3 separate regions of the Mus musculus genome follow, and all the other regions are linked to region 3. Evidence: chromatin loops called from intact Hi-C (ENCODE). Cell type or tissue: left cerebral cortex. All regions are shown on one strand.

Region 1 (8,000 bases), 220 kb after region 3:
AATTTTAGACATCTACAGTGATAACTTTATGAAAGGAAAATATTAAATTATAATTATCCTAAACAGACACAGTCTTGTGAAACTAACCCTACATTCATGTTAAACCACAAAGAGTTGAATATAATGAATTTGATTCATCCTCGGACACAAAGCTTCACCACAGTAAACTCAGTCAACTGTTGCTCTTGCGCTTATATTCATGGTGCTTAAATAGCGCACTTTAAAACAAAAAAAACTCCAATTGGCTTTTCATACATCCACCCTCCCCAAAAATAACGCACTTGAAAAACTCAAATGATATGAAAGGCTTCAAGGCCTCTTTTCTCCCTTTCATACCCTTTTTTTTATTTCTGTTTGCAGTAATCTGCCTTTCTCTTTCTCTTTCTCATTGCTACAGAGCAGGCGAGGAGGCTCAGAGCTTTGAAAAGGGGGCTCTGTGTGTAATGGGTCCACTAGAATTAATTTACTTGCACTAAATCCATTGAGCACAGAGGTCCCCCCCTTCTCAAATCATTTGGAGTCGAACGCAGCCCCCAGCCTTTGTAATTCTAGTAAAGCACTTAAAGTGCACAGTAGGTGTTCATGAGGACCATCTGGTCAAAAGCAAAACAAGCTGCTGATTTTGCCTTTGAATAGAATGAAGCAAGTGTGAATTAGTCTCTTCAATTAGCACTATTACAACCTGTCAAGTGCATATTGTAAAACAGGATTATTACAGTATTGGTCACCAGTGCAATTATTTACTCTCTGCCTTTTCTTGCATATAAAAAATGTCTTATGTTTATTGGTTTCTGATAACTGAATGTAATTTCTCTCAACTCAGGCATTTTAAAACTATCAACACACAAACCACAGGTTATAAATATGATAGGTTAAGATGTTAGGACACAAGTATCTTAAGTAACAAAGAACTAAAGCATTGCCCTTAACTTTTAAGAAAATTTCATCTTTATTTGTAATACAGATGAAAAATACTTATGTTTTTGAATAATGTCCAAATTATTCTAAAATATTTCTAGATGCAGAAAAATATTATCATTTCAAAATAGTTATATCATAAATATCAATTAAATTTATTTCCTAAGGGATACAACAAAAACACAGAAGATCTCAATAAGATAATCACTATTTGTTCATTTGAAGCAGTATCATTCAACAAACCTTTTTTAAAATGCAACCTGAGACCAGTAATATATGTACCTCATATTCTCCATATTTGGAAAGGTGAAAAAATGGCTTGAATTCATGCCTGGTTGTTAAAATCATCTTACATTCTTACTAAGATGTCATTTTTTTATTTTAAGTTTTAAAAAAATGATATATGCTAATTAAAACTGCTCATTCTAATTGAGTTAATATATGCCATTTATCTTGCAGCAAGAACAAACCACTTAAACTTTTAATTAAGTAAGCACACAACTTAATTTACCCTCTTGCATATGAACATTCTCAGCTACCTCACTCTTTCTTCAATTCTTTGCCAGTAGCTCCCCACCCCATAGTGGAAAACAAACAACCCCCTCACCCATCCCCCCCCCCAGAAAAGGCACCTAATACTTCAAAACATTTAAAGAAAGGACACAACAGTTAAGTTATAATCTATTTGCTAATAGAAAGTGCTCGCTAATATAACTTGTGAAGAACTACAAATTTCAAAACAGTTACTGGCCACAAGCCTTAGCTTACAGTCCAAAGCACACATTAGTTAAGATGAGAAAGCACCAAGAACAGACCAAACACACACAAAAATAGCACAAGGTTTAAATTTCAGAATCAAAATTAACATCCTAATTTTGCAATTATTTTTAAGAATTGGTATGATTTCCTTAGACACCAATTCTAGCACAATTGGTCTCCCACTTAATCATCAGTTTGTCTATATAACATGGCACTAGTAGTGAAATGTGCTACTTGCTCCCTGTACGATATGGCTTCATGGGCTGTCAATTTTCCCCATTCATTCCCATTAAGAACTAAATCAACATTAATAAGAATAGTGAGAATTCTAGGGTAAAGTGAAACTTAGAAGAGGATTTAAATAATTCCAATAGCTATTCATTGCACTTCTCACTGTAATAGATAAGTAATACTCCATGATTCTGCACTAAAAATACTTAAGATTTCTTATCTTTGTTTTTCAGATCAGGTGTATGCTTCTTAAGTTTATATGACATCTACAAAAACGTAGAAATTTGCCTAACAGAAGCTTTTGCAATAATAAGGCAGACAACAAAGAATCAGTTTCCAAGAAAAGTTGGCTTGATTTCAGGGACTTTATATCCTTTTCCACACCTGGGCTAAGGATTTGCAGAGGCAAATCAGCCTTTCTTCCCTTGTGTTAGCCCACCCCAAGTGCATTTGAAACCACAGATTTTTAAATTATTAGAATCTTTACAATTAATTGTTTAAAACCTGTGAACTCTCAAGAGTAGAAAACTGATTAAAATAAGATAGGCTTGTTTAAATTTTGAAGGAATTTGAGTATTTTAAAGTGTGATTAATACTAATTTAGAGTGCAAATTGGTAGAAAGTTGGGGTTGTCATAATGTTATTACAATATTACTCGATAATTTTCTGATGTATAGTGTTATCGTGAAAGAATAAGGATTTTACTTCTTATAACTACTTGCAACTATCTCCATTTTAACCATCTCTAGAGGTTACTGACTCTCCTCACATAGAATATGTAAGTTGAAAAATCTGTAGCGAGCTTAAAACAAGAATGAAATCAAAACCAAAACCTAGTACCCAAAGGGAAACAGTCCCTTGTTGTAAAGCAGCAGGCTCAGAGCCGGATGAGCCAACACTTGCAGGAACACCAGCCTCACCACTAATTTCCTGACCACATGCTACTGAAAATATATTTGAAATTCTAACTATATCTTAGCAGTAGTCTAGAAATCAGTACTTTCAAAGGTTTATTTTGTTCAATTAATAGTTACAAGCGGTGCTAATTTCAGTCTTACTCACTTCATAGTTATCTGAGTAAAAAATACTGTAAAAGCTTTTAAAAATTCAAGACTTTCAAAGCATTAAGAATGTTTTACCTAGAAAATGAAAATAATTTATGCATTATTTATTGATGAGATGTTTTTAATCTACTCCTTTAAGCTGTGTGTGTGTGTGTGTGTGTGTGTGTGTGTGTGTGTGTGTGTCTGTGTGTCTGTGTGTTAGTGACTACAATTTATTTTGGGGCTTACTACTGAAAGAAGATTGCTAAAACTGATGATGGATAAATTTACAATTTAGAATCTAGAACATCAATAAGCTTCCACATTAAAAACAAAAATACTAGTATTAACACAGAACTACAAATTGTTTCAAAATTGTACACTTCTCTTAGTGCAATTAAACTGACTTACAGTAGCTTAGCAAGAAAAAGGCACTGAGTTGCCAGGCTGTCCACAGGAGCACCTTTCCTTCCTGAAACCACCCTCTGCACTGGATCCCACTGGGCCAAGGAAAAGCCAGGGAACTATGCTCAGCCAGTCGCTCCACAGCCGTCATCAAAGTTACACAAGATAAATAAAGCAGTCCATGTGGAACTGTCTACTCACAGTACAACAATTTTCACTAGACACAATATTTTTTTCTTAATAACAAGAATTTAGAAACATTTTAAATTAATTTTTAAAATTAAACAGGAAAGAAAAGCTATTACCAAGAAATACACAGGAATATGTCATTTAAAAGACGCTCCTCAAGCACTTTCCACAAGATATTTAGAAATGATAAGGAACAGATTTCAATGTTTTGAAGTCCTTGACACTTAAAATATATTTGATAATCTAAATAATATACCAGAGAACAGTTTCTGCCAACTGTGGCACGCAATGGCACATTTACAGAATTTTAAATATTTCTTTTAATAATTGATGTAGTCATTTTGAATCATTCTGCATAGGATATCAGGTGTGAGCAGATTGCATTAACATTGCTTAAACATTTCAACTTGTCAGTATGGCCAACTCGATTTCGGAAATATTTGCAGTATTTTCCCATCGAAACAGTAATAAAGGCAAAATAAATATATGCCACTACTTTATAATCACCGAACATTAATGAATATTTTATGTCTTTTTAAATCTCCCTGTTTAATTTAAAAGGGTGAAATTAAGTCTCCTCGCTGCAATATGCCAATTATCTGTAAATCAAACAATAACTTGGCCATTATGCTCCTTTTTGTTAATATAAGAGAAGCTAATTTGAAAACACTGAGTGGCATTTTTAGGCTATCAGCTTAATAGTCCTTTCTGCCCTCTTGTGGGAGAAAGTCGAAACACACTCAAGTCAGTTAAACTAGCAATGCAAAAGAGAGGGTTTGAGAATGAGAGAAACAGCACACAAAGTTTAGCTATAAAAATTTCACCTAGAAGACAGAGTTTCCTATATTTATCCATCATGCATTTTGTTCCTCTTCAAATAAAAAAAAAATCAATCAACAGAATGAAATTTACCTTGTCTTGCTTTATTGCTTAACTGGAGTTATTATGAAGCTAAATTTCCTTATTTAATTAAATGTTCATATATGCAATTTAGATTTTATTTTCAAAGATTCCTATGATAAATCTGACAGAATCATATTTAAATTTTAGATAAAAATGCCTTCCAAGAAATTAAAATTTTAAATTTAGAAGATAGAATGCCATAAAGGTTAAAAATGAATAGGCAAACAAAAAAATTCCAGAAAATTCAAATAAATAAAATAAATTGATAAAGGTAGAAGACAGAGAAAAGGCTGACTGTCACTGCTTAGTTATCTATCAGCTATTCAAGTTATCAATGGAGAGAAGAAAAGTAGAAAAAAGTTCTTATGACAAACTCAAAGGATAGAAATCATTAATCAAACATGTTAAAAAATAAATAAACAAACAAACAAACAAACGGTAGTCTATCCATTACCAAAACATTTTATATAATCCTAAAATCTTACTTATTCTTTCAAGATGTTATGAATTATTTTAAACAATATGGTCTTATATTTTTACATAGCAATTCAAGATTTAGCATGATCTAGTCTCTTAAAATTCAGTAGTTTTTAAAAAAGGAAGTTAGTTTCATAAATTACAAAAGTTAATATGAAAACTATTTCACTATTTTAATGTTTCTAAGCATGGAAGTCCTGTCAAAGCCTCTAATATTCCTCATCCCCTAAGGAGAGAATTACTGGCCTTTAGATGGGTGGGGCCAAAAGCATTCTCAGACAGCACCTTTTCTCTCATAGGAGAAGTACTGCTTTAGAAACAGTGGCCCTCTTTGGTCGCACTGAAGAAAATACAGACAGTATTAACAAACTCTTTCCAGAAAGTCTGGGCTAAGTGACATTCTCAAAAATCGTATGAATACCGCCCAAAGCTAGGATTGATCTGCTTAAGAAAAGTCTCTTGAAATTCCTGTTTAAAACAGAAGCATACATGTATAATAAAATACATGACACACTTGAAAGTAACCTTTCAAATAAAACAGAAACACACTCCACAATGAATGTTGTCAATAATTTCCGAATTAATATTTTGAATAATACTATAAAGTCATGAACTATTTTGTATAATAATAAATTCTTTATAAGTAGGGTCTTAAGCAGAATGTTTTAAGAATTATCAAGAGCTCCCACTTACAACATTTGTATTTCTAGGTCAAGTCATTTAGTGTATCTACTGTAATCATTGATTCTCCAGTTAATTAAAATTAAAAACCTAATAATGAAACATAAAGAGAGTTTCTACCAGAACAGATAAGCCCTCTTTAACAGGGTCAACATTAGCTATAATGAGCTACCTTTATTCCTTAGCTGTGAGACATAACTCACCTCTTGAACGGTACTGCTTCCTGAGAAGTTCAGGTTGTACTCCCGCTGGACCTCTCGGTGGGTGATGATCAGCATGAAGTTTTGATTTAATGATTCCTGCAGGGCACTGAAGGGGTTGAAAGAAAAACAAGGAACTCAGAGATGAACAAGTTCTAGCTTGCTTCACAGCTAGCTGCAAAAACCCCAGGAGTACCCTAACCTCCACACAGGCATGTCCGGGCCCAATGTTATCATCTTTTCAGCTCCTAAAGGCAAGAGAGCATGCTGAGAACAACCAAGGGGAGCTAACCTGTTAACTCCTTCTCTACCAAGGTGTTTTAAAACTTCTATTGTAAATTCTTCAAATGCATATACATTTTCTCCAAACACTATTGTCTATTTACTTACTTCTCCAAGAAAATCAATTGTCTTCATTGTCAAATGGTATTAAAGATCTATGAAAATATTTATTCAAATGTACTACTGAAAGACTAATACAATTCTAATAAAACAGCTGTCTAGAAAAAATATTAAACTATCGTTTATACTTATAAATGCTGTATAAAAATAGAAATGTTTTCAGTAGAAATTCAGATGATTCTGAAATTTACAGAATTGAAACTGTTACATCAAAATCTTTCAATAGATTCTTTCACTTCAAATTCAGCAATATATAGATTTCAGAAACTGGGGAATTCAGAGCAACACTTTGAGGATCCTGTAGTAGAGTTCCCAAATGTTACAAACATGTAGCACACACACAAAAATATGTAATCAGCCATATAAGTTAAGAAATATAAGTCATGATTCTTTTATGTCAATATTTAGAAGTATGATCTTCATCAAAAATTTAATAAAAACCTATTACTATTATGTTAAAATTATCTCCATTGCCTGTCTTAAGTATAATTTTGTCACTGCTTTAGCCTAGAAAATATGAGTGTGCTACATAGCTCTGACCTACTTGGTTCTTCTTTTGCCAATCTGGAACACACACAAAATAAAGATTAGAATTAGGCATTTAATCTGTCTAGTCTATTGTCTCACAAAGAGTTTAAAGGTTAGTAATAGCTGAAAAATACAAAAAAAAAGCACTAATATATATCATAAAGTATAACTGATGAATTTTTAAAATATCCAACTAATATACAAGTTTCTTATGGGAAGGACATTTGTTGTTTTATCTTTAGCACCTAAGCAAAATACCTGGAGCCCGCAGATACTCGCTTAGTAATAAAACGTGAATTACCTCTGTCTTTCACACAACAGGTTACCTTCTAGAAAATTATCATTCTGGTTCAAATATGTATTCGTGTATGTATGTATGAACGAATGAATGAATGAATGATTACTTAACTATTTACTTTCTTATTTATTTTTAAGGCAACATTAGGACAATGCCTTTCTAAAAAAGATTCAATCTAAATAAAAATACACAGTTCTCAGGAAAAAAAAAAAAACCATAGTCTAATTCGGAAACAAATAAGTCACTACCAATAGAACTGAAATAAAAACTCAAGGAAAACTGAGAGAAAGGTATTTAACTCTGTCCTAGGTCACGGAATTAAAAAAACTCCATGAAGGAAAAAGGTAATCTATAACTAGTGAAGACACACAAGTTGAAATTCAAAGGATAAACAGGATCTTAGAATTGAACACTCAGAAGATATACTTGGGGTACGGGGGTCAGGGGACAAAACTTTGACAGTATGTTGTATACCAATCTACAGTCAAAACATTATTCTAGCTGCTAGAGAAAAAAAAGAGGAATAAGAAAAACATACATGGTCCTTGTTTTCATGAAACTTGCATTTCTAGCCAATGGGAAAGATCAAGTAAATAAGTAATTTTGGAGAGTGCAATGTATTATGAAGCAAGTAAAATAGATTATAAAATAAAAGCTAACAGAGAATCTGGAAATCTAGCAAAAAGAACAGTTGAGAAAGGCATCTCCAAGAAAAGAAGACCTATAACAGCATGTACTAAAGGGTTCAACAAAGGTCTAATCATACATGGTCTGGTTGTAACGGCAAGAAAGCTGCTGGGAAGTTTAAAGAGGGAATGCTAAGAATTAACTTGCATTTCCATTTATGTAAGATTTCTCTTTGTGCTCTGGTTCTGAGAAAAGACTGGAGATGGGGGAGATAGGAGAATAGATTAATTCACAAAAGAAGTAAGGAAAAGGAGAAATACATGGTAAAAATATTTAATA
Region 2 (8,000 bases), 310 kb after region 3:
ACAGAGTGAGTTCCAGGACAATAAATGCTTATCGAGGACAGATACTCTTAAACCTACCTCAGTAAACTAGCTCTCACAAAATAAGAGATTTTTACATACCTAAAACTCCAGAACTATCACAAAAAAAAAAAAAAAAAAAAAAAAAAAAAAAAAGTCCCGCCGGGCATGGTGGCACACGCCTTTAATCCCAGCACTTGGGAGGCAGAGGCAGGTGGATTTTTGAGTTCGAGGCCAGCCTGGTCTACAGAGTGAGTTCCAGGACAGCCAGGGCTATACAGAGAAACCCTGTCTCGAAAAACAAACAAACAAACAAACAAACAAGTCCCTAAGAAACAGTTTTTGGGGGCTGTAGAGATGGCTTTCCAGTTAAAAGCACTTGCTGCTTTTGCAATGGACCAGAGTTTAGTTCCCAGCACCACCCACATAATACAGTTGACAATGTATCCGGGGATCCAATGCCTTCTTCTGGCCTTTTGGAGTGTACACACACACATTTTTAAATTTATTTTTTACTTTATTATTATTATTAGTAGTAGTAGTATCATTTTTTCAAGACAGGGCTTTTTGGTATAGCCATGGCTGTCCTGGAACTAGCTCTGTAGACCTCAGTAGGCCTCGAATTCACAGAAGTCCACCTGTCTCTGCCTCCCAAGTGCTGGGATTAAAGGTGAGTACCACTACCACCTGGCCAAATACATTTTTATTTATTTGTTTATTTATTATATAAGTACACTGTAGTTGTCTTTAGGCACACTAGAAGAGGGCATCTGATCCCATTACAGATAGTTGTGAGCCACCATGTGGTTGTTGGGATTTGAACTCAGGACCTTCGGAAGAGCAGTCAGTGTTCTTAACCACTGAACCATCTCTCCAGTCCCACCAAATACTTTTTTTTAAATGAATTTTAAAAGTTAGTGTTTGAACAAAAGCAACTGAAGTTATAAGAATAGAATTTTATTGAACAGCTTTTAGTCCTCTTTTAGTGTGTGTGTGTGTGTGTGTGTGTGTGTGTGTGTGTGTGTATTTTGAGACAGGCCTTCTCTCCGTAGCTCTGGCTGTCCTGGAGCTATCTGCAGACCAGGCTGGCTTTGAACTCACAAATATTCATCTTCCCTGACCTCCCAGGTGCTAAAATGAAAGGCATGCACCACCATACCCAGCTGCTTTTACTCTTTTTTAAAGATTTATTTATTTATTATTAGCTGTCTTCAGACACTCCAGAAGAGGGCATCAGAGTTTGTTACGGATGGTTGTGAGCCACTGTGTGGTTGCTGGGATTTGAACTCAGAACCTTCAGAAGAGCAGTCGGTATTCTTAACCACTGAGCCATCTTACCAGCTGCTGCTTTTACTCTTATTTGCAGGTTCTATATTTTTAAGTTTTATTTGTGGGTGATGGGACATTAAAATCTTCAATGCTTAGGGTTCCCCCAAACCCTTTTTAAAAATATTTGTGTATATGAGTACACTATTGCTCTCTTCAGACATACCAGAAGGGGGCATCGGATCCCATTGCAGATGGTTGTGAGCCACCATGAGGTTGCTGAGAATTGAACTCAGGACCTCTGGAAGAGCAGTCAGCACTCTTAACTGAGCCATCTCTCCAGCCTCTCCCCAAAGGTCTTAATACAACACGGTAGAGTGGGGAATACTTGTAATCCAGCCATACCAGGGTGACACAAGGTTACAAATACTAAGCCAGTCTGGGGTACATAAGGAGCAGTAGGCTAGCCTGGGCAACAGCACCCTAAACATTGCATTTTCTTTACTCAGTAATTCAGCAAAGATATTTTATTTGATGAAAGTCATAACACATGTACATCCATTTTTATACAGAATGCCCACAATTTTATTCTTCCTCGTTACCATATTTTCTCCAAGCAAGACACCATTAATTTCCAGAAAGCAGTGTTTGTAAATTTGTATTAGTGCTAGTTATCACTTTAACAGTGCCAATCTCCTATCATAGCTTCCAGATAACTAAAAACTCAGAGTTCCCAGAATGTATACATGGAATACAGTATACATGGAATCCTAAATATTCTGTTAAAATGATTTTTAAAGAAGTTCATCCCCTTTGTTGTTACCTGATTCACAATATTCAGCTTTCGATACCTCAAAAATTAGCTCTAATCTTTTTCTTAACAACTTAAAGAAACACTGCCAAATTCTTGTAGTTCCAATTTTCCCTAACAGCCAACCTGTTGCTAAATGACTATCCAGATGTCTCTGGCTTGTTTGAATACTTTCACTTTACTCCAAGGAACTGGGTTACAGATGTTACTTGAGGATATATGTGCAGTGGCTGGTTCTAATTAGACCAATATTTGGGGGGGAGGGGAGGCGGAGGGGGGGTTTGGTTTCATTTTGACCACTGAATGCAACCATGCTGGTGTTTTTTTAAAAGCATAAAAGTATAGAAGGCAATAATCTCATATGCCTACAAGAAGACGTGAAAAGTACAGAAAATTGATGAATATGAAATATATGGATGCACTGGTCCTTTTACACTTAGACCACCATCCTCACCTCCACCTAAAAACAACCAATCCTCGGTGTAGTGAGTGAAAGAAATCCCCCAATAAAGACATAGCCTTTTTAGAAAACCTTTCTAACTCACTGTAAGCTTTGTTTAAAGTTAATTGCATTTCTCCTTTTCCCTCAAGACTAGAAGTTCACATTTTCTAGACCCTGAAGTTCGTCGGGATTTCTTGTAATATGCTTTCAGTTCTCATAAAACTCGGTCTACAAGACTTCTCTGCCCTGTGGTGCTGTCAGTTGTGTCGCCTCTGCAGCCCTGGCAATGACCTGACAGGTGCCAAGGCCTGTGGCAGAGCAAAGGAGTCCAGCAGCCCCGGGCCAGGCCACTCGAACTCGGCGAGCCTGGTCGGGGAGCGCCGAGGAGGGTGGAGCTGCCCGGCTCCAGCAGAGGAGATCCTACCCGTCAGCTGCAGGGCCGCCGAGCCTCTAAGGGCCTCCGCCCGCACCCGCGGCCTTAGTTACCACCACCGGGGTCCCGCACGGTAGAGGCTCCCACTCCAGCCAGCCCCAGAACAGCAGGCCAGGCCGGGCCGAACCCACCCCGCTTCGGCAGGGGAGACTAGCGAAGCGAGAGGGCAGGCGGGAGCGCCAGCGAACCCAGGCCCAGCGCGGGCAGAGAAGGGCGCAGGGCCGCGAGGGCGGAGCGAGCGGGCTGCCGGCCACTGCGCCGCCAGGGCGTTGGGCGGGGCGTGGGCGGGGCCCGGCCTTCCCGCTCCCGCGGCGCCCTAACTCGGCGGAGCCTCCTTAAAACTCTGCCGTTAAAATGGGGGCGGGTTTTTCAACTCAAAAAGCGCTCAATTTTTTTCTTTTCAAAAAAAGCTGATGAGGTCGGAAAAAAGGGATAAGAAACCGGCACAGTACCTTCAGAGGCAACCGTAGCAGCAGTTGCTTCAGCGGAAAAAGAAGCAAAGGAGGGAGGGAAGGGAAAGATCCTAAAGGAAAGACGCGCAAGTGTCTGTAGCGGAGAAGGGAGCGGCGATCAGAGATTTGGGGGAGTCGGACTACAAAAGAAACTGTCAGCTGCGGCTCGCGACCGGCCGGCGCAGCCTGCCTCGGCTCCGGAACCCAACTGGCTGGCAGCCGCTGTCCTGTCCGCGGCACTGATAGGGGCACAGGCCGGAGGACCGCCAAGAACTAACTGGCCAAGTGGCACCGAGCGCCCGAGCTGCTGGGCGGCCGCCAAGAAGTTGGCGGGACTGGCTGCGCCCGGGATCTGTGGCGACCGCTCCTACTTCCAAAGACCCTTCCCATCATCGGACGCCCCGGGAAAATCTGAAAGGGAGGGAACGACAGCGGCAGAGGCGACGGCCGCCCCTCAGCGAGCGCTTGCAGTGAAGAGCCTGAGCTAGCTCGGTCGTAGGCGGGAAGTTACTGGTGAGCTGGCCGGGTGCAAGAGCGATGCTGCCGCGAGCTACCCCAGCGGCTGGAGCCCCATAGACGCTTCCCCCTTCGCCGTGCACCGTCTTCAGGCTGCCGGGAGTCCCGGGACCCGGCGGGGCCGGCATGACGGGCTTGGCGGGGGTCTGCCGCACACCCACCAGCCTCCGGAGACCCGCGCCCTGCCCGGCTCCCACGGCCTCTGAGGCTCGGCGGGGCTGCGGCAGCTCGGCGGGCGGGCTCCGGAGGCTCTTCTGAAGACGCCGAGCCCGCTAGGGAGTCGTTGAGACCTGAGAGTTGAGGGCTTCAGAGCTGCTGCTCTGGTCTGCCCTCAGCGATCGTCTTTAACCCTCCCGAGCACGTCAGCATCCAGCCAGCGCGGCGCTCTGCTAGCGAGCGAGCAGCACTCTGGACTACCCCCTTCGGCTAGACGGATGGAAAGTGAGCTCTGCGAAGGACCTGACTCTGAAATTCTGCCTCAAATCACCACTGTGAACAAGGGTGGGTTAATACCTTTTCTACTCTCTAATACTTTTTCTTTCGCGGTGTTGTCTGAGCTGACCTAGTCCTTTAAGTCTCCGCAACATCTTCCTCACAGAGCTGTAAAGCTTAGGTACGTGACAGCTCTGCCTACATCTCACGTCCATAGTAATTAATCAAGAACTGCTTCTGTGTATGTATCTCTGTTGAATCGCCAGAATCCTTCTTAGGGGTTAAGCTAAAAAGCTAGAGAAGGAGCCCCTCTCCAATGGGCTCACTTTTGCTGAATAATCACGTGTGAATCGAGGGGCGGGCTTTTGGCAGGCCGACCTTACTAGTATTTACTACCAAGCTCTACTCCAGATTAACCATCCCAGTCCTTCTGTCAGCCTCCGATGCCATCATGCAGCCTGATTAGGAGCAAAGGAAAGGGGAAAAAGAGAAGCAACTAATCGTCTTTTCCCGATCGTCAGGACCCTAAAGAATGGCCGAGCCTTGGGGGAACGAGTTGGCGTCCGCAGCTGCCAGGGGGGACCTAGAGCAACTTACTAGTTTGTTGCAAAATAATGTAAACGTCAACGCTCAAAATGGATTTGGGAGAACTGCGCTGCAGGTTGGTATCCACAGAGGTGGGGAAAACAAGTTAATAAGGTTGCCTGGGTTTCTAAAATGACAGCTTTTAAGTTTGGAGGGGTACAGATCTTCACTGTTTTAAAACCTTCATGGTTGCCATATTTTATATCTTTAAGTGGATCCAACTCCCCAAAATGACGTACTTTGGAGAAACTGGTCAACTCCAATAACATCCTCGATATCAAGAGAATCTTAGGTTTGGTCATAATTTTTGGAATGCTTTTGTGACAATGGAGGTTTTAAAGTATTCTTATCGTCGAAATCTGTTTGTTTTGTGCAGTGTTGTTTTAGATAGCTCTTTAAGCACATTATTATGATTATTATTTCAAGTAAATACACAGCTAATGGTGGTATTCACCTATTTTGATCCTAATAATTGACTTTAAAGTTAATTCTCTTGACGTCTAGGCAGGGTGTTTTACCTTCAGCTGTTTCATGTCTTAACAAACGACCTTTCCTCGCTTGGTATGGGATAGCCTGGGCACCCGGACAGGGTGTACATTTTCACAGTTAATATAATACCTAATCCACCCATTCAGGAGTGAGGAGAAATTAAAAAGTTGAATTTCTAATCAGAGCCGAGTCGTAGTGGTTTTCTTATCCCTGTGGTCATGTAGTGGCATGCTCTAATTCTCAGTAATTAGATTTACAGGCAACGACTGACACATGTCCAGCTGCCAATTATGTACCTGATAATATTTTCCCCTCCAAATGGTATCATGTAACTTTTCTGAAAGCCTTAGAAGCAAAACATGGGGAAAGTGGTCTCCACTGGTTGCTGTTATTGGTGTTCTGATGGTATTCCTGGGAGCTTTCCCGGCCAGAAGCAGCTTTTGAAAAACCACCGGGGCAAGGGCATAAGAGATTTTTGTTTCTGTTTTAAAAAATAGAAATTTAAGTGGCAGGAGATGCCCTGGTGAAGGAAGCTCATTTGGTTTGTATATTTTAAATCAGAATACAGCTGGCCTTACAAAACCCTTCTCTGTTGAGGAAGCTTATGCAGAAATACTAAAATATTTATCTTGATTCAGGTAGATTAAATAAGGAAAAGGTTTTGTTTTTGTTTTTCCACCTAACACTTGTGGACTGGCTTGGTGAAGGCAGCAAGTCCAGATGCTGAAAGGTTTTCTACTGAGAAGTCAAGAGATGAGGGCCGCCTCACAAAGCAGGAGCCACTTCTGAGTTCAGAAAAAGATAGCACAGAGTGTTTGACAAATAGGGTGAGTGGGTAATTAATATAATTAAACTTTGACAAATATTTTAAAAATAACCACCCAATTTTGTTTCTATTAACAAACTTAGGTAATACCCACTTATTAGAGCTTAATATCAATACATATAATGAAACAGGTACACACAGTCTTTTTCAGTATACATAATCCTGACTCTGAAATTGTGTCATCAGAAAGAACTTTCTTCAAAATCATTTATACTATCACTTTCTGCCAAAGATGGCAAATTTTACTTTATGATTATGCTTTTTACTCAACTGCAGAAATCTTTTCTCCTTTGCTGTTGTTTTTCAATCAGAATAATTAAAGGACTCCATCATACATTTGCTGTTAGAAGACCTAAGGGGTCTGTTTCTTGTTTTGCTCACTTTAAGTCTTTAAATGTGACTAAGGTTTTAGGGAGAAGTGTCAAATGTTAAAATTAGACTGTATTAATTTCTAATAACCAGAAAATATATTTCATGGAGTTTCTGGAAAAAATAACTTGTGAGATTTTTTTCTACTGCCTTAAATGAAGGGCTGAAAGGGTTTATTAAAGGGAAACTTAATATCTTGACAATGTATGTAGCTTATACTTAGAAACTATTATTCACTCTAAATATATTTTATTAATTTGTAATCTCTTTTAAAACATTTTAAAAAGATTGAATCAACTTTGTTCATATTTTCAAGTGGATTAGTATTTGATTCTAATAAATACTGAGTATTTAGTAAGTAGCCCACTTATTATATTATTATATAACTTAGAGTCTTATGAATGTACCCTAATACAAATGAAACCAGTTTAAATGCTGGGATTTTCTGGCATGTTAATAAAAATATTTCACAAGTAAATTAATTTTTTTACTCTCAAGTGCTGTTATACAAGATATTTTTACTTATGAGAGATTTTTTACTTAAAGATACCTTTTAAAGTATATATTTAAACAACAGTAAATAATCTTTGTGATATAAAATATTTTGAGCCTTGATAAGTATTGATACTCTATTCTGACTTTCAAAACAGTGGTAGTTTATGAATAGCTATTCTTATGTGTAATGAGTGCAAGAGGAAATTAGACAGGATCACCAGTTGATTATTAAATGACTCAAACCCCCAGACACGGCTGTCTGTTCCAACACACACGTCTAATGTCTTGCTTTTCCTTTTTGCTCACTTGAGTATCAGAAAGCTAGTTGGAACTTTGAGAAATGCCAACTACTGTAGTAGGATGGCTGTTTGATTCCTTTCAGGAACGGCAGCCATGCAATCACCTCTTTTCTGATCCGAGGCATATCATCAACGTAGTTCAAAGTAAATTGATATAATAAGTAATGTAGAACACAGTGCCTTAATTTAATACCTCAATAACCCAGTAATAGTCTGTAATTTGAAATGAAGTCTAGGCATGGAATACTCCCAGTAGCCAATATTTTAGCCTATAAAGAAAACTACAAATGCTTGGAAATTTCAAGCATGTGTGTGGAGAGGCTTTGTTAAGAATCACCTAAGAAAATGCCAACTCTGGGACTTTAAAGGGTCTGTCCCACAGGAAGTGACACTTATGTAGGAGGCTTAAAGAATCTCATCATTGATTTTCAGTAGCTATTAGAAAATAAATTCTATCCTCATCCAATCTTCCAGGATTAATACCCCAGGTATATTTTATAAGCATGAGTAAACAAACAGGAGTCTCTTTACTTAAATACCAAGTTACATTTCTTTCTTTCTTCCTTTCTTCCTTCCTTTCTTTCTTTC
Region 3 (8,000 bases):
TCGAAACTCGCGGAGCACAGATATTCTTGGGAATAAACCGGGGCTTCGCTGCTTGCATTTGACCTGAACACCTGCAAGCAATCCAGGCGCTTCAGGGGACCCAGTGTAGGTCACTCCTGAAACCAAGGGAGCTTGCGGATCTTAGTTTCTCCTTCCACACAGCCTGGTTGGAGCAGCAACCTGGGTGGGGCGGTGGGAACTGGCGGACTGAGCTAGGCCTGGAGGGCTCAGGAAAGTTGGACTGGGCGGCGGCCGGGCCCCATAAGCCCCCACCCCCGTACCTCTCTTTTCTTAACTTGCTCCGTTCATTTAACCCCTCCACCTTCATTCTTTCCCCCGACTCATCTCTTTCTTGCCCGCATCTTTCTTTTCTCGCTCTCACCCCCTCCCTCCATCTCTTCGTCACCCTCACACTTTATAACCAAACAGCCGAACCCCCTTTCCAATTAAAGTGGAATTAGGCAACTCAATCAAATTAGTTCCCTATTAAAGCCCTTCTTTATTAAACCGTTTTCTTGTCCTGCTATTAAGTTTCACCGCCTGGCGGAACTCGAGCCGGCCCCAGAAGTTTACCTTGGGATGTCTCCGGGCCCAGTCTAGGGGAGGGGGCACCCTATTTCCTGGAGTGGAGGAGTGGCCCTGCGGAGAGCGGGAGGGAGGGATTTGAGGTCGGAGATGGGGGTCGGCAGAGGGGCAGCTAATTCGCGAGAGGTGCGCAGTGGCCTGGCCCGAAGGGGCGTCCTCCCCGCCACTCTCAGTGCACTGCATCTGGTGAAGGCGGCATTCTACGACACCGAATAACTCTCAGGACGCAGGTCCTGGCAAAAGAAGTGTCGCTGGTCGTCTCCCAGCCGCCCTGCCCAGCGCCCTGGACCCCAGAAATTCTCAAGAAGCCAAGAGTGAGATGTGCGTCCAGGACCGCAGCTAGGTCATCTGCTCGGGGGAAGAGCCCGGGGCCCGGCCTGCGGTGCAGGAACCTGCGCCAGGCCAGGCGACGCTCACCACGCCCTCACGTCACCTCAACAGCAGGTTCCCAGCCGCGCCCCCCACTGCGCGGTCCCAGGCGCCACCCCGCAGCTTCCTGTCTGGGTTCCTTCAGGGTCGGGGCACAGGCGCGATCCGTGACTTCGGGCCACCGCGGCCCCAGTGGGAAATTAAAGCTTTTCCTCCCAGCCGCCCGAGGAGCGGAACGGGATTCGAGCGTTACTTTATTTAGAAAATAACATTTATTTCTAGCTCATACCTATGCAAAGGAAAGCACAAAGTGAGCAGCTGTGCGCAGCGTCGCTCGCTGGCGAGTCCGGGAGCTTCTGGCTCACTCACCCGACGCTCTATTCGTGCTTCAGCGCAGCCTGGACCGCTTTGGAGAACAGCCGCAGGCCGGGGGACCAGGGGTCGGCAGGGTACCTCCCCAGAATACAGTAGATTTCAGCTATAAAACCCGATACGTACAATGTGCGAATAGTCTAATTTTTTTCCATTTTGTCCTTTTTTTGCTTTGATTTTTGAATGTTTTCCACGTTAATACCGAGGTCACCTACAGATTACAATTAATAACTTAGAATTCCATTTTATAACATTATACACTGGCTTGTATATATATGTATAGATTATATATAGATTTATACATATATAAAAACTCACACTGCACCAAGGAAACCCATGCTTATCGGCATAAGCAACAAAGAGAGCGACAAATACCGCAACGAGGAAAGTGCACCTTAGGACGTCTCTTTTTTTTTTTTTTTTTTACAGTTGATACTGATATATATGTGTCCCAAAGACTCGAGTCAGTGCCAAGAGATGTATACATCCTAAATTTATATTTGTTAGAGCGGATTTTTTAAAAACGAAAGGGGAACGGGTATTGGAGGACACACAAGAGGCTGGTCCATCCTGCCATCCACCTGAGCGCGTGTTGAGGAGGCGAGCGGAGCAGAGGGAGCAGCAGGGGTGGGCGAGGCCGCAGTCGCCCTCGGGGTTCTTAGGGATCCCCAGCCTCTTGACAACAAGGCGGGCAGGCCCGGGGGAAGGTGACCCGAAGCGGGGCGAGCACCCAGACCACAGGGCTCCTCTGGGGACACCTGCGCGGTCAGCCGAGGTGCTCCCACCCACCCACCCAAGCAAGTCCCTAAAGCCAACTGTGAGCGGAGGGCGCAGGGCAGGGCGAGGAGGGGCCTGCAGCTGGGGGAGCAGGCTAGGTCGCTGTTTCGGGGTGGCCGGGCTGCCTGGCCCCATACCCTACTGCTTCTCAGGGGTGCCGTTGACCATGGGCCCGTACAGCCCGCCCCCGTAGCCGGGCTCCTTGTGCACCGCAGCGGCGGCAGCGGCCGAGCGGTCGCGCATGAGGTCGCTGAAGGCGTAGTCCATGGGCGGCCGAAAACCGAGTGTGGGCACCAGGCCGGCCGTGGAGTAGGGCGCCATGAAGGCCAGGCCGCGGCTGTGGGCCGCCGCCGCCGAGTAGGCCAGGCGCAGGGGGCTCAGGCCGAGCGGCGCACCCAGAGGGTAGGCGCCCGCGTCGGCGCCGAAGTGGCTGGCATTGGGCTGCAGTGGCGAGAAGGCGGAGCGGCTGCTGAGCGAGCCCAGCGCGCCGGGCGTCATGGCCCCGGCCAGCAAGGGTCTGTGGTGCGGGGGCGCGGTGGGCCCGGTCTGCAGCGGAGCGGGCAACCCGGCTCCCCCGGCGGCTGCGGCCTCCACGCGCCCGGGCCACGCGTCCTCCACCGCCGCGCTCACCGCGGCCTTCTCCAGCGGTGCGGCGGGGCCCAGGCCAGCCGCCAGGCCTCCGCGGTGGTGGTTGAGCACCTGCTCGATGGCCTGCACCACGTCGCCGCCACAGCCCTGCAGCACCAGCTCCAGGACGCCTCTCCGGTGGCCCGGGAAGACGCGCGTCAAGATGTCCAGCGGCGTCCGCTGCCGCGGCCCCGGCCCGCCGCCCAGCCCCGGAGTCGGTGCGGCCTCGGCTTCTTCTTTGTCAGCCTCCGAACCCGATTCGGAACCCAGGGGGCTGGAGGAGCCGGGGCTGTCCTCCTCGCCGCCACCGCCGGCGCCCGCGCTCCCAGGACAGCTGCCACCCGCCTCCTTGGAGGCCCGGGCCAGAGGCGACCCGGAAAAGGACTCGCCGTCTCCGTTCTCCGAGCCTGAGCCGGGCCGCACCTCCGGGGACGAGGTCCGGGGACCTGAGTCCGCGCCGTCGGGCGACAAGGGCTTCCCTGGCGGCGGCTGCGGACTGTCGGGGCGGCCGGCCTGAAGCAGCGTCTTGGGAAACAGATCAAACTTCTGCAATTTGGCCTCTGAGAGGAGGGAAAAGACGGAGATGTGAGGAGAGGTTAAGAACACTGGACCCTTTTGAATGCCAGTTTCCTCTTGTTCCTCTCCACCTCCCAACTATTCTTGACAGGGCTCTGGTTTTATTTTTACCTCTTCCCAAAGATCCTACAGCTCTCCCCCTCCTCCTAGGCTCACGCTTCTTCTGTGCCCAGACACCCCCACCCCGACCTGACACCCTGAAAACTTGATGTTCAGTAAGCTCTTCCTACACTTGTGCCCTAACACCTCCACTCCCTTCCCATCTCACCCCGCCCTAGAGAAGTGGCTTTGTCAAGATTCCAATCCGAGCAAACAGAACTTCTACCTATACCTCAGAGTATGTGGAAGACACTACTCACTCAGGTTGCCAGAGCCTTAGGCACTTCAACCTGGAGAGAGGGATCCTTAGGGGACTAGGTCCTTAGCCTCTCTACAGACAAAATAAATTACATCCTATTTCTTGACCACATTTTTCAAAACTCCTAAGAAATGTCCTTCTTCCAAAGAGTCTGAGAGCCGGGACCGTCCCATTGCCCAACTGCCTCCCTCACCTTCGAGTCAAAAAAGTAGAGTAGACAGAGCAAGGGAAAGGGACCCGAGAAAGAGCAAAAAAAGTGCCAACTATGAGAAACCCGGCGTGCCTGAGAGAGAAACGGAGCCAGAGCGAGGGGAACGCAGAGAATGTTTTGTCAGAAATGCCTTAGGAACTGGAGGAAAGGAATCTTGCTGAGAAACGAAAGAGGGCGTCTCCAGTACTTAGGGAAGTAGTGCGGATTAGAAGGATTGCCAGGGTCTTTTCAGAAGAGTTGGGAAGAAAAGAGAGTGGTGGCCTGTAAGAAGCTCAGAGCAGAACAGATGGGCGGCTTCCGGGCTGCCAGGGGAGAAGGCCCAGCTAAATGAGTTGGGCAGTAACTAAGGACCTGCCCCCTAACAAGAGTAAGGCTAAAGTGTTGCCTTGGGGCCTGGGGTGAGGGCGAGGAAGAAAGTATAAAAACTGCAGGCAGGGCAGAGAGTTTATGAGTGGGTGGAGAGCCACAGTTAAGTAGTTGGAGCATCTAGGGAAGGGAGCTGCACTTTGTCAGGGAAGGAACAAGCCACTAGGCCTCGCGCACCAGCCCTGTGTCCCCTGGGCTCCTCCTTCCAGACCCCACCCCACCCCCAGTGTGACCGTGCTCTCACCTGCGCCCCCTGCGCCCCCTGCACTCCCCGCGGGCGCTCCAGCTCCAGGACCCCCGCCGTCGGTGGCGCAAACCGAGCCAAAGACTTCGTAGGCAGGCCGCGGGGGGATGATGCCGTTGGCGGCGGCCAGCGCCAGGCCCTCGGCAGTGCCGTACAGCAATTGCAACTCGCGCGCCTCGTTCTCCTCCTGCGCCTGCTGCCTGCGCAAGGCCACCTGAGCCGCCATGACGCGCTGGCGCTCGGCGATGAGCGTACACTTGGCGCACAGGCAGTCCTTCCAGCGGCAGTAGCGCTTGTGGCCCTTGAGCGCGGACACCACTCCGTGGTTGCGGCAGCGCGCGCACTTGGGGGTCCGCGGGTACTTCTCCGCTGCCCTCAACAGCAGCGGCGGCGCCCGCAGCAAGCCTCCGGCCACGCTCACTGGTAGCGATGCTGCGGCAGCTGCCGCCGCAGCCACCGACGCCACCGATGCCACGGGTGGTCCCGTCGCTGTCGCTGCTGCTGTCGCCGCACCGGGCACGCTGGGCAGCTCCGAGCGCAGCTCCATGGCTGGACCTAGCGTGGGGAAAGTGGGGATACCTGAGTCAGGGTAATACAGTCACTAGGCTTAAGCACGGCCTGCAGAAACCCATTTTGGGAAACTTTGGTTGTACAAGTTTAACTAAACTTGTGGCTGTCAAACTGCTGGGGAAACGAACTGGAAGCTCCCTGTAAACAAGTACGCCCCCACCCCCACCACTGACCTCTTATATCTGACTACACGTGTAAGATTTCGTTTGAATCAGTAGTTCCGCCAAGGGGAAAAAAACAAGACAACGTTTGGAAGTCATTGGTGCAGTTGAATGTAAAGAGGATTTGGAAAGAAAATATTATGCCCAAAGCTTAGGTTAATTGGGGTGAGTCGAGAAAAGAGAAATATTTGCCTGAAAGGGACTCAGATTACAGAGAAAACTTGGGACCAACAAGCGGATGTCAAAGGCAAAGCAAGAAAAAAAAAAAAAAAGGAGCAAAATGATCCCGTTTGGTGGACAGGTGAAGAGGAGAGAAATGTGCAGGCGGGGTGAGGAGGTGAACAGGTTGGGCTGGGGTCTTAATTGTAGCTTTCAATGTGGAAGCAGAGGAATTCGAGCAAAAAGGAACTGAAGAATTTTTTCCTGTTAGAAGTAGGGTAAGAACTAGAAGACAAAACTTGGAGGCAAAGTTCGGCTTATGGCCCTGGGATCACAGCCAAAAGAATTCTGCAAATACTGTGGTCTGAGCCTCTAAAGGGTTAGTTCTATTCCACAGAACTGAGTGTAGGAGAGCTGAGAAGAGAGAAAAGCCATCGGAAGAAACTTTCTTTGGACTGGCCACCCTAGCTCAAAGATTAGTTGAATAACAAGAAAAACGTCCAGAAACAGCTGACAAGGCGACCCGGACTGAGGTCCACCGAGAGGGACAGCGCTGCTTAGGAAAAAAATCTCCAGCAAAAGGTAGGGCGGGGATAGGGTGAAACCTGTGGCTTGGGGGTTAGACTTTTAGTCTGGAGTAGTCAGAGGAAAGCACATCTTCAGAAAAGTTAGACTTTGCAGGAGCCAGAGTCCTTTTGCTCAATGCCTCTTACCCAACCCCCACCCCTCCCAGTTTAGGAACTGAGTCCTCAGACACGCCCTCCTCATCCTGGGACCTCTTGGGACCCCGCTTGTGCGCAGGTTCCAGAGTGTTGGTCTCAGACCAGGGTTCTGGGACTTGCACAATCCAGCAGGCCTCAAAGGAGGCCAGGAAGTCGCCTCCAAAACTGACCCTGAAGGGACCCGAGAGTCTCACCTGCGCCGCAGCCGCAGAAGGCCCAGCAGGCCCTGCTCCTGGCTTCCGCCGCGGCCTCCACTCCCCGCCACGCAGCCCGGGTCCCCGCCAGAGCCGGGAGCCGCTCCTGGGGTCCGGGTCTGGGAATCCCAGAGCACCGTGTGCTCCGAGGCCTCTTCCCCCAGACCCTCAAGCACTCAATGCCCAAGGCCCGGCAGGGCCTGGGCCTCGCCCTCGGGGGCCACCGACCCGGTCGCCTCCCCTGCTCGGCTGCCGGCCCTCCCCTACCTGCCTCGAGCTCCGGGCTCCTCCTCTGTTGGCGCAGCACGCGTCGCCCAGCTCGGCTCGCGCCTCGGCTCTCTTGGCCTCGTCCCTCTGCCCCCGGCCCCTTCTCTGACCACGTCACCCTCCTTCAGCCACCATGTCCGAACTTCCGGACCCCTCTAGGAACACAGCAGTCCAACACCCCGGAGGGGCCTCGGGGCCGGGGGCCTGGCCGAGGGCGGGCTGGTTGCAACCGGCGTCCCCTCGGTGCGCTCCGGACGCTGCGCTCGCCCCGGGCCGGGTAGTCCGGCGCTGCCAGCTCTCAATGAGCCGCTCGCCCGCTCTATTGTTGCTCCTCAGGGCTCCATTAGACAGAATTGGACAACAATGTGGCGCCTGCCATTGGCCAGGGGAGACAGTCGGCGCTCTGATTGGCCGGGCCCGCGCCCGGGGAGCCCCTCATTCTACAGTGTCCGAAAGATTCGAAACTCCGCACGCTCTGCTGAGTGCCTGCGGGATGGGAGGGGGCGCCAGGGAAGGAGTGCGCGAGGAGGAGCGTTGCAAATGTCGTGACAAGAAGTTTCCGTGCGCCCGAGAGCGTGTGAATTGCTCCTAATTACCGTGTCCGGTGCGCCTCTCCGCGTAGACGTGTGTAACCCCTCTACTCCTGGGGCTCCGGCTCCACTGAGCCACTCTCCCTTGGCCCGGGGCGCTTGGCAAGGCCTAGCTTCCCAAGTGGCCCCGGAGGCCTGGGGCGGGACAGGAGCAGGTGACAATTCAATTACCGCTGTCGAAGTGGGAGTGGAACCCGGGTGCCGGGGTGGGGGAGGGAGGGCGTTCACCGCAGACTTGCCAAGATGGTTTTTGCTGGCTTCCTTCTGACCGTGACCGTGTGCTTCCACGTCCGACGGGCTCCGAGGTAGTTGAGAGCCGGTTTGCTCCCTTCCCCCGCCCTCTATCACCTTTAATGCTTAGTTTCTTCGTTTGCAAAGTCCTGACACCGTGGGCGTCACGGAGTGGTAAGTGCGATTTGTAAGGATTTGTGTTTTCAAGCTAGGAGCCCCGGGAGGAACGTGGGTCCAAGCGCTGCAGCTTCTCCTCTCCCTGCGCCCCTGCCCTTTCCCTCGGCCCCCTGTGCCCTCCTTGCCTTTCCGAATTTCTTTGCATCTTGCTGCCCTTTTTTGTGGAATTCTTTTTGTGGCTGTTTGAAATTAACAAAGTTTACTTGTAACTTTTTTTTTTTAAAGCCAAAGTAAAAAGCCGCCTTTGCGACTCCCCAGATCCTCTGGAGGCTGGAGGAACCGGCCAGACGGTCAGACCCATCAGCCCACAAGACTTCCGCAGGGGGCGAGGGCACTGGACCTGCTTTGACTTGGCCTTCCTCGACCCGTGCTGACGTCACGGCCCGAGAACCCCCTTGGGTCTGCGGAGGAGGTAACAAGTTCGAATTTTGTATCTCTTCCTAG

The links. A loop is a pair of places that touch in the nucleus more often than their neighbours do. Peaks named below come from ENCODE experiments on the same cell type or tissue, not always from the same donor. Only the 100,000 strongest peaks of a DNase experiment are listed, where the experiment ranks them.
Region 1: it touches region 3 in a loop (4-fold over the local background); 3 of 42 quality-filtered maps call a loop at or near these places.
Region 2: it touches region 3 in a loop (7-fold over the local background); 10 of 42 quality-filtered maps call a loop at or near these places.

Annotation. Positions count from the first base shown.
Region 1 is chr4:109,755,495-109,763,494 of GRCm38, reverse strand. Faf1 (Fas-associated factor 1) reads right to left here. Exons shown (of 19, transcript NM_007983.2): 7 at 5,810-5,915. Among named protein-coding and RNA genes, the nearest start is that of Faf1, 83 kb to the right of the region's middle. In left cerebral cortex, a CTCF peak has its summit at 4,263 (motif pointing left); a DNase peak (open chromatin) is centred at 4,258.
Region 2 is chr4:109,662,028-109,670,027 of GRCm38, reverse strand. Cdkn2c (cyclin dependent kinase inhibitor 2C) reads left to right here and starts at 3,272. Exons shown (of 3, transcript NM_001301368.1): 1 at 3,272-4,418; 2 at 4,871-5,010. The coding sequence starts at 4,882. In left cerebral cortex, CTCF peaks have their summits at 1,486 (motif pointing right) and 3,100; DNase peaks (open chromatin) are centred at 3,123, 3,691, 4,316 and 4,708; H3K4me3 peaks cover 3,038 bases; H3K27ac peaks cover 1,563 bases.
Region 3 is chr4:109,976,895-109,984,894 of GRCm38, reverse strand. It overlaps Dmrta2 (doublesex and mab-3 related transcription factor like family A2), which reads right to left and starts at 6,870. Exons shown (of 3, transcript NM_172296.2): 1 at 6,559-6,870; 2 at 4,486-5,040; 3 at 1,211-3,290. The coding sequence starts at 5,032. The coding sequence ends at 2,242. Dmrta2os (a long non-coding RNA gene) reads left to right here and starts at 5,283. Exons shown (of 4, transcript XR_868017.3): 1 at 5,283-5,957; 2 at 6,109-7,553; 3 at 7,782-7,968. In left cerebral cortex, no CTCF peak of the experiment used is centred here; DNase peaks (open chromatin) are centred at 4,031 and 6,965; H3K4me3 peaks cover 2,754 bases.